Linked DNA regions of Mus musculus: region 2 is linked to region 1. The links are chromatin contacts, found by POLR2A ChIA-PET in ENCODE. All regions are on one chromosome and are shown on one strand. The core of a region is the stretch at or near the end of the contact, and the rest is flanking DNA. Distances in the headings are between cores, read along the strand shown.

Evidence for each region. ChIA-PET counts read pairs that join two places held with the same protein, here RNA polymerase II (POLR2A).
Region 2: POLR2A ChIA-PET joins it to region 1 with 37 read pairs in embryonic stem cell. The contact joins the enhancer-like site here to the promoter of Vcl in region 1. POLR2A ChIA-PET finds 5 or more read pairs at or near these places in 4 of 5 experiments (Patski and embryonic stem cell).

The regions. Positions count from the first base shown.
Region 1 is chr14:20,926,604-20,931,763 of GRCm38, forward strand. Vcl (vinculin) reads left to right here and starts at 2,795. Exons shown (of 21, transcript NM_009502.5): 1 at 2,795-3,085. The coding sequence starts at 2,918.
Region 2 is chr14:20,843,021-20,848,180 of GRCm38, forward strand. It overlaps Plau (plasminogen activator, urokinase), which reads left to right. Exons shown (of 11, transcript NM_008873.3): 11 at 1-368. Among named protein-coding and RNA genes, the nearest start is that of Plau, 8.9 kb to the left of the region's middle. Within about 2 kb of position 2,456, at least 1 of the 3 ENCODE cell types and tissues checked has a DNase peak (open chromatin) inside an H3K27ac peak, as active enhancers do.

The DNA.
Region 1 (5,160 bases), core at 1,545-4,044:
GAGTCTCTGGAACTGGAGTTATGCATGACAATGAGCTGCTAGGTGGGGGCTGGGTCCTTGGGAAGAGCAGTTAGTGCCTTTAATCACTTAGTCATTTGTCTAGCCCCTTTATATTAATTTTGATGAATTTCCATAACGAGGTGTGTTTCTTGGGAGCTATTGACTTTTTTGTTCGTTTGTTTGTTTGATTTTTTTTTTTTTTTTTTTTTTTTTTTGAGACAGGGTTTCTCTGTGTAGCTTTGGCTGTCATGGAACTTGATCTGTAGACTAGGCTGGCCTTGAACTCACAGAGATCTACCTGCTTCTGTCTCTGAAGTGCTGAGATCAAAGATGTGCACCATCACCACCAGGCTCACTATTGACTTATTAAAGAGTCAGTAATGGTCAGACTATTATTGCCTATGCAACCCAGCCTGCCCATTTGGTATGCAAACAGTGCAGTTGCACAGGTTCCTGCATTCAGAAGCACTTCATGCTGGTGCTTGTTGCCTTCAAATATTGTCTCCTAGTCTGTTATGTAGAAAAATAATTCATTTGAGCCTTCGGTCATGAGTCTTGGATAGGTTTTCAGCTGCTGGTTCTCCTGTTCTTTTGGCCCTGCTGAGTCTCCATTTCCCTGCTTTGGCCCAGTCATCATTGCCATCTTTCCTACCTTGGTCTAACCTCAGGGTATATTTCCTCCAGTGTCTAGGGATGAAGCACGGTGATAGCCATTCCAAAACGGTAGCAATGCCACAGCATGTTTAAGGATGGAGTCAATGAGGGTAAATTATTTTTGAAGATCACTCGTTTGCTATGGGCTTAAGGAAGGAGGCCTATGGGAAATACCTGCCTTGGATTCTTTCTTCCTAGCAACTAAGAGAAGAATTACAAGTTAGTGGAGTGGAGGGGTTCCCAAGTTCTGGGAAGGTTTGTAGTTAACCCCAAAATCCCTCTGTCCAGGAGATAGGTCATTAAGTAATAAGCAAAACACAATGATGAACTGAGAGACTCCAGAGAAAGAAGTCTGACGTTGAATGGCCCAGGAAGCTCTTATCAAAGGCAGACAGAAATGAGCTCCCTCCTGTACAGCTTTGTTTCAGTTGGAGGCAGAGCCTCTGCATTCATGGTTATTTATTAAGGTGGTTTTGTTTGTTTTGTTTTTGAGTCAGTGTCTCAAGCAGCCCAGGCTGTCATCAAACTTGCTAGGTAGCCGAGGAGGACCTTGAACTTCTTCTAATCCTCTTGCCTCCAACTCCTGGGTGACAGACAAAATTATAGGTGTGTATGAACACCATGTCCTTGTTTTGTGATGCTAGAGGCTGACCTAAAGCTTTGTGTATGGTAGGCAAGTACTAAAGCTTTGTGCATGGTAGGCGAGTGCTCTTTACCAACTGAGCTCATCCCCACCTCAAGAGAAAGTTCAAGACTTGGTAACCACAGAGCAGAAACGGGGGTATGTACTGCTAGACACACAGAACTTTAGAGCTGGGTAAGACAACATGTGGCTTGGCCTTCTGCAAAATGTGACATCCTGAGAAACATTTTTCTTTGACTTGAGGATCTTTCATTTGAAGGCATTAATGAATGTGTTTCCTCTCAGAATGAGGAAGCTTGGGCAAGAGAACTTGAGGTTAGGAAAACATGCAGATGTCTTAAATGTGGTGAGGGGATTGGGCAATTTGGCCCTACTTACAGACTTGTTAAAAAGTATCCACTTTTGAATTTTCATTTCACTTTTTTTTTTTTTTTGAGATGGGGGTCTTGTCATGTTGCTCAGACTGGCTTGGAACTCCTTCCTCAAATGATCCTCCTAACCCTGCCTCTGGAGTGCTGTTGTAACTACAAATAGATGCTCATCACAACCACAAAAGGACTACCCCTCCAGGATGGCCTCAAACTTTCTTTGTAGTGGAGTATGACCTTGAACCCCTGATCCACTTCCCTAGTGCTGCTGGTATACGGGCCCACTCTATCAAGGCTGATTTTGCGTAGTGCTGGGAATCAAACCTAGGGCTTCTTACATTCTAGGCAAACATTTTAGCAACGGAACCAGACCTAAGTAGATTTGCAAAAATGGGATACCAGTCGCTAAAACAGAAGGTGGCAGACAGACTTCTACTCACCAAAAGCGAAAGATTAGCAGGTAAATTTCATTAAGTCTCTAGTTCTACGGAAACGTTCCTATTTATTTAGAAAACACGTATTTGCAAGTGAACGTGTACACGGAGGTCTAGAAAGTGCCACACCAAACTTAACTGTGACTATCCGAGGGCAGATAGTACAAATCAATGGGTACTCATGTTTCTCGGTGTGTTTTTGTTGTCTGGATCTTTTTACTTCCTCGTGAATTACTGGGAGGTGACGGAACAGTGTTCTGACTGCGTCCGGTGACGGTAAAGGGGAGCACCCTGCGGGGAGACCGGGGGAAGCCGAGGTCCCCTCTCTCTGGCGCTGCCTGAGGTGAGGATATCCCGCCCTACTGAGGTGATCCTGCGGAGGGGCGGAGCTCCGCCACTCTGAGGCGGGAGGCGGCTCCTGGGGGCGGGGCCAGTCCAGTGCAGTCGCTCGCTCCGCTCCCACTATGCCCTTATAAGGAGCGCCCCGCGAGAGGGTTCGGGAATCCGGTCGCAATCCCTGCGGCGCAGCCCCAATCCCAGGCCCCTCCCTTGGGAATGGGGGCGGGGCGGGACCTTAGCGGCTCTGCCTTGGGGGCGGAGCTTATCGAAGTAAGACCAATAGGAGCCACAGTCCGGCTCTGAGTTGCGTTACCATTGGGCGCGGCGACGTGAGAGGGCGGGGCGCCTGTGGGGCTAGTTACGCCGAGGGAAGCCCGGACTCTAGTCGCCGCTCCGAGTCAGTCACTCGCCGCCGGCTCCCGGCCCTACGGATCCCAGTTTTCTGTTGCCCGCGGTACGCCGCCCCGCTAGCCGCCGCGATGCCGGTGTTTCACACGCGTACGATCGAGAGCATCCTGGAGCCGGTGGCGCAGCAGATCTCGCACCTGGTGATTATGCACGAGGAGGGCGAGGTGGACGGCAAAGCCATTCCTGACCTCACCGCGCCCGTAGCCGCCGTGCAGGCGGCCGTCAGCAACCTCGTCCGGGTGAGCGCGCCGGGCCTGGGACGGGAGCGCGGGCGGGAGAAGTCCCCAGGGTCCCGGTCCGCCTCGCTGCTTGCATTCGCAGGCGCTTGGAGCGTCGGGTGGACTCCAGGGCAGGTGCCGTGGTTTCGAATGCCGATTTCTCTGGGCTGTGACCTTGAGCAAGCCACTGAGCCTGTCGGGGACCTCAGTTTCCTCATCTATAAAATGGGACACTTGTGTGAGAAATCCTGCCTTGGGGCTGTGCTGTGAAGAGTCAGCGAGCTTTTAGTTGTGAAGTGCCTAGGGTGTGTGTGCCCGTAGTAGGCGCCCAAGAAATGGTCGTTAGGTTGTCTCACGGTCCCTCCCCTGGGCAGGCTCGCGTCACTTGCGTTGAGTACCTTGCTCTTAGCTCCTTTTTAGGCCTCTCCTCTCCAACCTGTGGGTGGTTTCTCTTATGGTCTCCCTGCCCTAACTTCCAAGGATTCTTATTTGCACCGGGCTGCTCGCCTTTCTAATACTTCTGTCCCCTGAGACCCACCTGCCCAACCCTCCCCTGGGATCCTGGTGTCTGTCGCTTCTACCCAACTGCTTGGCTTCTTCCTCTCTCTGTCGCCGCCTCCTTTCCTTCGGGGCATTTTGCTCACACCTCCGGGGACTCTTAGCACCTTTAGACAGTAATTCATAACCAGGAGCCCTGCTTGCCCTCTGCCTGACCCCATGGCCGTCATTTTATTCCTTCCATGAAGCTGTCTATCCATCTTTACTGCTGTCAAATGGCTTTCTTTCACTGGGGCCTTTCCAGATTTGGGGGGCCTCCTCCTCTGCCCCTCCTTCTGGCAGGAAGCAAGATGGAGCTGCTGTGAGAGGCCTGTGGAATCTGGGATCTGCAGCCCCTGCCTGAGGGGAAGGCTAGGGCGTTCTTTGCCAGTCCACACTTTTCTGCCTGCCCCTAGCTATTTATCGATCTTTGTAGCCCACTTCTGAAATGGGAAAAGAGATAGAGAGACTAGTCTCGTAACTGTACCCTGGCTAATGTCACACTTGCTCCAGGCTGGGTGTGACTCAGACTGCTGTTCCCTGTGAAGAACAACTCAGGAAAAAGTTCATACTGCTTTCCGAACCAAGCTGTGTAAATGGTGTGTCAGGGTAGTTGATAGGTAACTGTCTGTCGGGTGGGGCTTGTGTTATTTATCGGATTATAGGACTTTAACGCATGAAATGACTTCCTGGGTCTTCAGGGGCCTGGGACTGTCTCAGGCATTTTAGGAGACCTGTGGCAGCAAGTAGGAGGGGGAGGGGGAGGGGAGAGGAGGGAGGGAGAGAAGGGAGGGCGGAACTAGGGACTGAAATTTCTGTTCTTCTGTACTGATTAAGTAAGAAACTATTGAGTAGGAGCAGTGTACTCATTCAGACTGTCTATCTTGTTCTTGTTCTCTTTGTAGCTAATTTTAATCTTAGACCCCAGAGTACATTCTTATGTAGTGTTGTCTGACATGGCTGCATTCCAGGCCTCTGGTTTTTCAACAAATGGGAAACAATGTAAAGAGACAAGGTAATGGTGTCCCTCCATGTAGCACTTGAGGATAGGAAATCTTAAACCCACATGTTGCACTTGGAACACAGCTGGTGTAGTCAAGGGCTTGGTTGATATCTGGTTAGGCTATTTAGAGAGAAGTCATTTATGAGCTCCCAGGCCATGAATTAGTAAGCACTGAATGTGTGCTGTATAAAGAGCATTGGAATGAATTAGTGGCCCTCAGGGTGTGCATGAGAATCACCAATGGGGCTTTGTAGATAGGACTGTTTCCAGTTCCCATCCCAGACTTACTGAAGGATCTCCAGGAGTAAAGGTTTTCTGTTTTTTAAAGTAGCTCCATAGGTGGTTATGATGGTCATAGTTAGGAGACATACAAAAGAAACAAGGGCAGATATAAGATGGAAAAAAAATACATGTAGTTGCATACTTCCTAACTATAAAAGGTATTTAAAGTTGAATCCGTGGAGGGGATTGGGCTGATAAATAGTCATAAACAAAGGTGCTACCAGGTTTCACTAAGTAGATTGTCTTGATTGCAGGTTAAAGAAATCAGACTCGA
Region 2 (5,160 bases), core at 1,206-3,705, 84 kb before region 1:
TGTATTTCTGTATCTAACTGCAAGTCTAGGTATTTCCCTAACTCCAGACTGTGATGCGGGGCCATTTGGTCTTCCATGTGATGCTCCACGTGAATGTATCATTCCCGGGCGTGACCCGTGACTAGCACTAAATGTCGGTTTCACTTTTTATATAGATGTCCACTTCTTGGCCAGTTATCTTTTTTTTTTTTTTTTTTTTTTTTTTTTTTTTTTTTTTACTAATTAGCCTAGTTCATCCAATCCTCACTGGGTGGGGTAAGGACCACTTCTACATACTTAATATTTAATAATTATGTTCTGCTATTTTTATTTATATCTATTTTTATAATTCTGAGTAAAGGTGATCAATAAATGTGATTTTTCTGAAGATTCTGGTTTCTCCATGATTCTTGTGTGACAGGGAAGAGGGGGACATTAAAAGGAAGAAAATAATGAGGGCTACGTGCATCTTAGTTTCATTTGGGGTTTGCTTGGATTTTTTTTTGGATGAGAATGCATGGATGAGGCTGCTGATCCAAGCCAGGCACGGTCCTAGTCCACCTGAAGGCTAAATGAAGATTGGTGCAAATTCAAGGTCAGCCTGGACGATGTGGTTATTTCAAGGCCAGCTAGGCTACATAGCAAGACATTGTCTTAAAAAAAATACACAAAGAAAGAAAAGAAAAAAATCTGATTCAAACAAAGCAGCCGAGTCGGTGCTGTCGACGGGGTCAGGTAATGAAGTACTTGTGTTTGCAGCTCTTGGTCCCCCGCTGAAACTACTTGTAACGCTTCTGGCCTCTGTAGGCACCAACACCCATGCACACACACAGATGATTACAAATAAGTCTTACAGAAGAAAACATGAAAAAAATCAGTGTCTCACACCTGTCATCCCAGCAAGTGAGAGGCTGAGGCAAGAAGACTCCTGTGAGTTTGAAGCCAATTTTGCTACAAAGCTTTAGTCTTAAAACAGACAAAATAAAACAAAAAGTGGGGTGGTAGTGGTATGCCTTTAATCTCAGCAGAGGCAGAGGTTCGAGGCCTGACTTGTCTACAGAGTGAGTTCAGGACAGCCAGGAGCTACACATAGAAACCTTGTCTCAAAATAACAATAAAATAATAATAACAACAAAACCAATAAAACTAAACCATTGTGAATCTGGGATTCCAGAAAGCAAACATACTTTTCCATCATCTGTGTGTAGGCTGATGCTAAATTTCCGCTGTGCTAATGGAGCTTATCTGCACTTAATGTGGCCTTGGGAAGGTACAGAAGGAGAGTTCCAGGGTCGGCCTTCATAGCACCTAAGTTACAAAACAGGCCACAGACCTGCGGCTTGGTAAGCGGTGTTCGGGTTGAGCTGCAGCTCACAGGTGCTTCCTCAGCCTGGTGCTATTGGGCAGAGTACCTCGTTTATTATTAATTAATTAATTAATTAATTTTCTAGAGGGGGACTCACTATATAGCCCCAGATGTCTTGGAACTCAATATGTAGACTAGGCTATCCCTGCCTCCTGAGACCAGAAATTCAAGGCAGTGTGTTTCTTTTATAGCTGTATACAACTTTTTTTTTTTGATTAATTTTGGTACTGAGAACAGAATCCTATATTTTAGGCTACATTCACCTTTTTCTTTTATTTTTTAATTTTGAGATAAGGTCTTACTAAATTACAAGGCAGCCCTTCAACTCACTCCGTAGCTCAGGCAGACTTTAAATTTGTGATTCTTCTGCTCCAGTCTCCTGAATAGTAGCGCTGAGACCCAGGCCTGTTATACTAGACCCCACTCATAGTGAGTTTCTTGAGGCTTAGCTGTACCACATTCTCTTTGCTCTTCTCCCCACAAATCCTTGGGCTGACCTCAGTCAAGAACATTGCAGCAGTGAAAACCGCTGATCCCCAACACCACCCTACATATGTGACATCCAGGGGACACAAAATATAATTTCTGCATGTCTGGCTTGTACTGCATTCTCTTGGGTATTGATGTCACTCATTGCTATCTGTAAGAGCAAGGAACTCAAAATTAAAGGTGGATGATATCCTAATGGGGTAACCACATAATTTGAATCAAACATCAGGTTCTAAAGAACTGAGGCATACACAGAAGGCAGGCCGGAAGATATAATTAGATGCTAAAATATTGGAATTTCCAAGTCACGTTTATGAGTTTTGGCAGTGTTTCTTAACAGTCACCTGAGAAACTTTAAAAATTATCTACACACCTACGCCCCACCTGTTAGATTATGATTCAGGTCAGGGCTAAATGCTAATGCTTGTGACTCTAGGGAAAGGCTCACTGGGTGTTTTTGACATGCACCACTGACTGAGAACCTCAGGCGGCAGCGCAATCAGTCAGAATCCGTGAAGGGCCCAGAAAATTCAAGACCTGATGATCATCATGAGTTCTCTGCATGAACAGCCAGTTTTCTGAGTGGAGTTTGAGCATACGGAGTCTCCTGGGGTTTCTGTGAATCCCTGAGCTTCTATCCCATGACCTAGCACTTTTTCCCCCACACAGTGCAGCTGTGTTTCAGTATGGGTTTTGCAATCAGGTGGCCTGAACTAGATAGAACCCTGGCTTTTAACATTAGCTATGTGGCTTGGAAAAGAGCATTAGCCTCGGTGCGTCCTGCCCATGTTTCCTCCACCATAAAGAGAGAGAGGCTGCGAGAAAGCTCTCAGGGTTTAATAGAATCCCTTCCTGTCTCCCACCCCAGAATTGTACGAGTGTTTGTGGGAGCAGAGATTTCCTGGGAAAGAAAGGACATGATTAGAATTTAGGGACCCAGCCCTGGCTGAGCTGCTAGTCAGCTTCATTTCTTCCCTAGGGGCCAAGGAAGATCTTGTTCAAACTTGAGTAGCTCCAGCAGCATCAGGACTCCCAGACACTGCAAACAGGAAGTAAGAGCCCCACTGGCCGGTTGAGCAATGAGGCTGCTAACAGTCTGCAGATTCTTTCTCAGAGCCACCTCTACCCTCAGCTGTCTCACCCTGAAGCTCTAACTACCTCCCCAACAACTGTTTTAGGGCTCTCGATCCTGATTTAATCCTTTCCCTCATTCTGCGAAGAACGTACGGAACTATTTGTAGCCCTATTTTACAGTATTAAAAGCAGAGGCACAGAGACCCTGCCGATCCTGCGGGGAGCAAATATAACTGCAAGTGCAGAGTCAGGCTCGAACTCCCGGCAGGCAGCTGGCTCCAGAGTCTGTGAGCCAAATGTAAGGAGAGCACACCCAGTCACCGGCTAAAAGAACAACTTCACCCTGATAAAGCAACCTCAGCCATTTTTGCCGAAATCTAGTTTCACCGAGGTGGTTTCCGTTTTCACCAGAATCCTTCCTTTTGAAATCTTCCGTGGCCAATTCAATGATCAGAACTCAACTTGATTTCCATACAGCCGTGTCTTTCCCAAGCCAGCACCCTACAGCAGCCACACCCCTGCACACTCATTCCCATTGAGTGCACTTTCCTTCCTAGCAGGAAACATCTGAGCTCTCCCTTCAACAGACATGGCGTGAAGCTGCTGAGGAGTGTTTGAGTGACTAGCTCTGCTGAGATGCAGTTCACACCCTCTACAATTCATCCATTTAAAGCACACAACTTGGTGGTTCTTAGCATATTTACAGAGTTGGGCAACATAACAACCAATTTAGTGCATTTTCATCACTTCACAGAGAAAACCCGAACCAATGAGTCAACTGCTTTCTTTTCCCTTCCTAGGTCCACAGCCCTAGGTAGCCTCTTACCTACTTTCTGTCCCTGTGGGTTTGCCAATCCCGGCCACTTCACAGAACTATAGAAAACACAGCCTTGCCTCTTTCTGTGAGCACCATGCTATCAAGTTTCACCCATCCTGTAGCATGTGTCAGTGTTGCTTAGTTTTAAACAACGAATTGGAAGAGAAGATGGTTTAGGGTCCTTTGTGATCTTGCAGTCACACTGAGATCCAGCAGATATCTCTTTCCTCCCTTCTTCCCTCCCTCCTTCCTTCTTTTCTTCTCTTCTCCTCCTTCCTTCTTCTCCACCAGGTTCCGTTCCTTTTTGAGACATAGTCTGGCTATGTGGTTGAGGCTGACTAGGAACTCACATTGTAGCTTAGGTCGGCTTTCAATTCGGGATCCTTCTGCTCCTGCCTCCCAAGTACTGGGTCTTTCATTCATATATATATATATACTTTTATTGTACACATGTGAAATACATGTGTGAATCTTTTGCCTACATGCATGTAAGTGTTCCTAACATGTGCATGATGTATCCATGGAGCCTGGAAGAGAGTGTCAGCTCTGAAACGGAAACAGATGGCTGTGAGCTGTTTGGAAACCAAACCTGGGTCCCTTGCAAAAGTGTCTCCTAAGTGGGGGCTACCTACCTTTCCAGTGTATTCTCTTCCTCCTGCCCCTCCTCCTCCTTGCACATGCATGCTTGTGCTTGTCACAGAATTCATGGGGAGTCATAAGACAACTCATGACAGTCAGTTCTCTTCTCTCCCAATGTGGATACCAGGGACTGAACTCAAGTCTTGGCAAGAAGGCCCTTTACCCACTGAGCCATTCTGCTGGCTTTTAATTTTTATTAACTCAGAGTTCCTATTCGGTTGTAAAAAGAACTATACAAGTAAAATAATCTCATAGTAGTCAGTCATTGTTAGCATCTCTGGCTTGGGAGGGGGGTTCCTTTTCATTTAACCATCTCTACTTGATTTTGAATATTTGGCTCCCCAAAGCCAGGTATTAAACTATCCTTTCTTGTTTCTAACCTAAACTTTCTCTAAAGACATCTTACTCATGCTCAGGCTAAAATCACCACCAACAGATGACTCACAGTCCTTGCCAGACTTCCAAAAGGCAGTCCCTCGTTTTCTGTTGTCTACTTGGCACCCTGGTTGATCGGCATACAGAGCCACCTCAAATCCAGCTTTTGTTGTTTTCAGTTCCAATGGAGACTTCTTCCATTGGTCTCTGGCACAACAGTCCACATAAAGAAGAAAATAAAGCCACACAATTATGCAAGCCAGAAATCTTGCCGTCAGCTCTCTTCTCCTATCTCCTAATCTTATCTATTACAAAATCCTAGGGATTGGCCCAATAGCTCTTGAAGTCTTCCATTCCTTTGTTTTGAACAGGGTCTTATGTAGTCTAGGCTAGTCCTGAATTCACTGTACAGCTGAACAGT